2 separate regions of the Homo sapiens genome follow, and region 1 is linked to region 2. A link is an interaction called in ENCODE POLR2A ChIA-PET data of the cell type or tissue named here. Cell type or tissue: A673. All regions are shown on one strand. Links, peaks and the distances in the headings refer to the core of each region. The heading gives the core; the rest is flanking DNA.

Region 1 (2,820 bases), core at 10-2,509, 69 kb after region 2:
TGCTGTAAATGTTTATGCTCAAGTTTTTGGGTGAACGTAAGTTTTCATTTCACTTGGGTAAATATCTAGGGCTAGGTTGTATGGCACATGCATGTTTAATTAAAAAATTGGCCAAGTTTTTTTGGTTTTGTTTTGATTTTTCCCTTTTACTTGTGGAATTCCGTTTTCTTTTTTTTATTATACTTTAAGTTTTGGGGTACATGTGCACAACGTGCAGGTTTGTTACATATATATACACATGCCATGTTGGTGTGCTGCACCCATTAACATTAGGTATATCTCCTAATGCTATCCCTCCCCCCTACCCCCACCCTCCATTTTCTTTTATGGTCACAATTGAAATTGTACTATTGATATTAACATTCCAGAGTTAATCAGTATTTTAATCTTCTGTTAATACAAGGTCTTTAAAAATACAAAGTAGTTTCATTTAAGTGGTGTTTCTTTTTTTTTGAGACGGAGTTTTACTCTGTGGCCCAGGCTGGAGTGCAGTGGCGTGATCTCGGCTCACTGCAACCTCTGCCTCCCAGGTTCAAGTGATTCTGCTGCCTCAGACTCCTGAGTAGCTGGGATTGAGGACTGCCACCACACCTGGCTAATTTTTCTATTTTTAGTAGAGATGGAGTTTTAACCATGTTGGCCAGGCTGCTCTCGAACTCCTGATCACAAGTGATCCACCCGCCTGCTGGGATTAAGATTACAGGTGTGAGCCACCGCGCCTGGCTCATTTAAGTGTTATTGTTGGTAAACATATTATTTGTCCCTTTTTTCCTTCTGTTAGTTGGATGTTACTGTAATAAGATGATATTTGTTTAGATTTGCCAGTTTACAGTTTGCTTACCCCTTAGCATCTCAAGACTTTCTTGGGTCATTTTTCTTCTTAAAGTATATACAGTATAAGCTTCTTTAATGAAGATCTCTTAGTTTTTTTTTTGTTTTTTTTTTTTTTTTTTTTTTTTTTTTTTTTTGAGATGGAGTCTCACTCTGTTACCCAGGCTGGAGTGCAGTGGTACGATCTTGGCTCACTGTAACCTCTGCCTCCTGGGTTCAAGTGATCTTCCTGCCTCAGCCTCCCCAGTAGCTGGGATTACAAGTGTGCGCCAACATGCCCGGCTAATTTTTGTATTTTTGTTGTTAGTAGAGATGGGGTTTCACCATGTTAGCCAGGCTGGTCTCGAACTCCTGAGCTCAGGTGATCTGCCCACCTTGGCCTCCTAAAGTGCTGGGATTACACACATAAGCCACCGTACCTAGCCTAGTGGGTTTTTTTGTTTTGTTTTTTATCTGAAGATACTGTTATTTTGATCTTATACTTCAAACATAGCTTTGCTGGATTCACAAGTTATTTTTTCTTACCACTTGAAGATAATATTCCATGGTCTTCTCCCTTCCATTGAGAAGTCTACTACGAGCCAAATTTTGTTCCCTATATTTTCATTCCAGTTGCTTTTAAGATCTTCTCTGTCTTTGAAGTTTCACCGAATCGTTTCTTTTTTTTTTTTTTTTTTTGAGACAGAGTCTCGCTCAGGCTAGAGTGCAATGGCGTGATCTTAGCTCACTGCAACCTCCAACTCCCAGGTTCAAGTGATTCTCCTGCCTAAGCCTCCTGAGTAGCTAGGATTACAGGCACCCGCCACCATGCCCAGCTAATTTTTTTTTTTTTTTTTTTCCAGTAGAGATGGGGTTTCACCAGGTTGGCCAGGAACTCCTGACCTCAGGTGATCCACCTGCCTCAGCCTCCCAAAGTACTGGGATTACAGGTGTGAGCCACCGCACCCAGCCCAAATTGTTTTTAAATTGGATTTTATTTATCCAGATTTTGATGAGCTGTGCTTTTTATATCTGTAGATGCATGACTTTTATTGGATCTGAAAAAAATCTCAGTCATTATCACTTCAGTGTTACCTTCCAGTTCATTAATTCTCTCTAGTTATGTCTAATCTGCTCTCTACCTGATTTGGTGAATTTTTAATTTCCACATTTATAATTTTTCATTTCTGAAAATTCTGATTTTTAAATTTGCCTCATTCTGATAATTACATATTTCCTGCTCATTTTTACTCCATCTTTCATTTAATGTTTCCTATATACTATATTTCGTAACTGGTAATTCAGATAGCTAGTCTTGGAGGGAGGTGGTGTTAATCTTTTGCATTTACTGACTCAAGCTCATTGGTTTGTTTCATTTTTGTGCGATAATTTTTACTGCAGCCTCATATTTTATTGAACTTAATATTTGGAAATCTTGATAGCTTAAATTGAAAATGCATTCCTTTAGAGAGAATTTGCGTGTTCATGGGATCCTAGGATCCTATGTAACCTGAAGGTATTTTATTTCCCATCCAGGGTCTTAGGTTTAACTTAAGAGAGATATCTGAGGTTGAGCTCTCTCATCTCGCCTTGGCTATTGTTGGCACTTGCTTTCTGAACAACATTGCTTCTTGTGTATAACATGGGACACATTTCTGGTTTCAGCTTAATTTTTAATTTTTTGTCTTTCTTTTCTGTGGGGTGGGGGATCCTTAGAGATTTCCCTTTCTGAAAAGTTCAATAGTATGTTAATAGTCGTAGGGTTTTCGGGGGGTAATTTATGGACTATCATATTGTAGTAGAGGAGCCTTTTCAGTTTGCCATACTGTTGGAAGTAGAAATTAATGAGATTAAATATGTAAAGTGCCAGTCTAGATACTGTATACATATTAATTTCCTACTGCCTTATTAACTTACATTTTGCCAACCAGTTCATATAAGAGTGCTTTATATTATATAGTTTATTTTTGGTTATTTGTTGTGGACACTTTCCTTAGTCTGTTTTCTAAC
Region 2 (2,820 bases), core at 149-2,648:
ATTATTCTTAGAGACAGGGTCTCACTCTGTTGCCCAGGCTGGAGTGCAGTGACAGTCACAGCTCACACTGCCGCTTCAAACTCCTGGCCTCAAGCGATCCTCCCACCTCAGTGTCCTGAGTAGCCAGGACTACAGTTTTGTGCCACCACACCTGGCTAATTTCTTTTTAAATTTATGTTATACCTTTTGTAGAGACGGGAATCTCACAATGTTGCCTAGGCTGGTCTCGAACTTCTGGCTTCAAGCAATCCTCCTGTCTCAGCCTCCCAAAGTGCTAGGATTATAGGTGTGAGCCACTGTGCCCGGCCACAATACAATATTATTATTAACTATAGTGTCCCTCCCAAACTAATATGCTGAAGTCCTAACTCCAGTGCCTTAGAATGTGACTGTATCTGGAGATAGAGATAGGGTCTTTAGAGAGGTGAATAAGTTAAAATGTGGTCATTAAGGTGGGCCCTAATCCTGATAAAGAGGGGGAGATTAGGACAGACAGACACAGAAGGCAGGCCACGTGAAGACACAGGGAGAAGATGGCCATCTGCAAGCCAAGGAGAGAGGCCTTAGGAGAAACCAACCTTACCAATATCTTGTTGTCGGACTTCCAGCGTCCAGAACTGTGAGGAAATAAATTTCTGTTGCTTAAGGCACCTAATCTGTGGTTCTTTGTTATGGCAGCCCTAGCAGCCCATTGGCTATTTTTGCACTACACAAGTTGCAGAGTTGAGTAGTTACAACAGAAGCTGTATGGTGAGCAAGGCCAAAAATATTCAGTAGCTGGCTCTCCACAGACATTGTTTGCCAAGGCTAGGCATGGTAGCTCACCTGTAATCCCAGCACTTTGGGAGGTCAAGGTTGGTGGATCTTTTGAGCTCAGGAGTTTGAGATCATCCTGGGCAACATGGCAAAACCCCATCTCTACAAAAAAATACCCACGACCCGCCCCCGCCAACCAAAAAAAAAAATTAGGCATGCTGGCATGCACCTGTAGTCCCAGCTACTTAGGAGACTAAGGCAGGAGGATCACTTGAAACTAGGAGGCTGAGACGGCAGTGAGCCATGATCGTGCCACTGCACTCCAGCCTGGGCTACAGAGTGTGACCCTGTCTCAAAAAAAAAAAAAAAAAAAAAAAAGAAAGAAGAAAGAGAGAGAGAGAGAGAAAGAAAGAAAGAAAGAAAAAAAAAAGAAAAGAAAGAAAGAAAGAAAAAGAAAGAGAAAAAGAAATGATTCGCCAATCCCTGATACAGACAATTGTTTCAAGGTCATATACCTGGTACATCCCAGAGTCAGGATTTGAACCCCAGTCAGCACCAGTGACTCCTGTTCCCTGCCCTACCCCCTGAGAGCAGGCTGCCTCCCCTCAGCCAGGAGGGCTGGAGCTCAAACAGTAAAGTCAGCATGGTTCTTTTCTTTTCTTCAGTTCATGCTCTGCCCTGTGGGCAGCTGTTGTGGGGAAATGCTGAGTCATAAATAATTCTTACATTAATGCCAAGGCAGCCGGAAGGGAAATGTCAGTAGGAAATGGTATTTCAAATAAGTACAAATTTCATAATTCAGCCAATTTTTTAGACCATTTCTCGCAGCAACATTTTCTTATTTTGAGTTTTGGTAAACTCATAATCATTTATAAATGTGGATAAAACCTACCTTCATTTGGACATGTGACCCAGATATATACATGATATAGAATGGGCCAAACAGATCAGAGCAAAGAGAGGAACAATTGGTCTTATGTATAACTGGCCCTTGTATCTTTACATCACCCAAGACAATTATAGTATTGTGACATTCACTGTTTGAGCTTATCATTGAGAAGCTCCAGGAAGCTTCGATTTCTACTCAACAGAATGGCTCGTTAGTATAATTTTATCCTCTCAGAAATATATTGCAGAAGTCAGCCGTCACAGTCAGCTTCATTTCCTTGAAGGCCTCTTCAGGGTAGTGCCCAGAGACACAAGGGTTGCCAATACCGGTGTCTGCAGGTCCAGGAGCGTGGGTTAAGGAGTGAAGCCAGTTAGGCAGAGAAAACACCGTCCTCCGCCCCACCGCCCCCAGCCCATTGTGGTTATGAGGAAACATAGGCCAGCTGTTCCCAAATCTTCTGCTTTTTCACAAGAAGCCGGAAATCCAGATTTGATGTGAAATTTCCTAATTTCTAAATCTTGGCAACTAATTCAAATAAAAAAAAATAAAAACACAGATTTTTCTTTTTTTTTTTTGCCTGTGGTTTGGACCCCACCATAGGACCCCTGTTAATGACTCCTGCTCTGGTGAGACTCCATGGCCAGGGTGAAGGGCAGGGGTGAAGGGCAAGGGTGAAGGTCGAAATTAGTCTGAACTCACTGGTGTTCATCATTCCTCATGGCAAAACCTTGCTTCCAGGTGTGGTCTTCCCCCGTGCGTTTCTGTGGCTGTATCTGACTTACCCAGTCTCATACCCAGTTTTTCTCTTCCCTTTATTTCTGGATACTGAAATTCTTGGGGTTATTTAAGCCACAGCTGTTTAAAAATGTCAGCATCTGAACCTCATGTTCCCAAGCAAGGAACTGTTGACTGAGTTGGGTCAGCAGGAAGGAATGGACTAGATTTTCTGCCACCCTGACAATGTTTTCTAAACCTGGAGCGAGGCTTCCTGACTCTGTCTCTGCCACTTTTCACATAGGAGTTGCCAAGGAACAGATGAAGGGATACTAAAAATACAAGCTTTGCCATCTCTGTGTTCTTTTTTCTTCAAATCTTTTCTCCATAAATGCCTCGCCTCTTGAATCTCCATTTGTTTTTCTCATTTGTTCAATCATTTATTCACTCAGTAAACATTT

What was found. ChIA-PET counts read pairs that join two places held together with the same protein. Peaks named below come from ENCODE experiments on the same cell type or tissue, not always from the same donor. Only the 100,000 strongest peaks of a DNase experiment are listed, where the experiment ranks them.
Region 1: POLR2A ChIA-PET joins it to region 2 with 5 read pairs; 12 of 35 experiments call an interaction of 5 or more read pairs at or near these places.

What each region holds. Positions count from the first base shown.
Region 1 is chr2:227,483,754-227,486,573 of GRCh38, forward strand. The region is part of intron 1 of AGFG1 (ArfGAP with FG repeats 1); the gene reads left to right. Among named protein-coding and RNA genes, the nearest start is that of AGFG1, 13 kb to the left of the region's middle. In A673, for the core only: no CTCF peak of the experiment used is centred there; no DNase peak of the experiment used is centred there.
Region 2 is chr2:227,414,306-227,417,125 of GRCh38, forward strand. No RefSeq gene overlaps it. Among named protein-coding and RNA genes, the nearest start is that of SCYGR1, 28 kb to the left of the region's middle. In A673, for the core only: no CTCF peak of the experiment used is centred there; DNase peaks (open chromatin) are centred at 1,426 and 1,936; H3K27ac peaks cover 2,495 bases.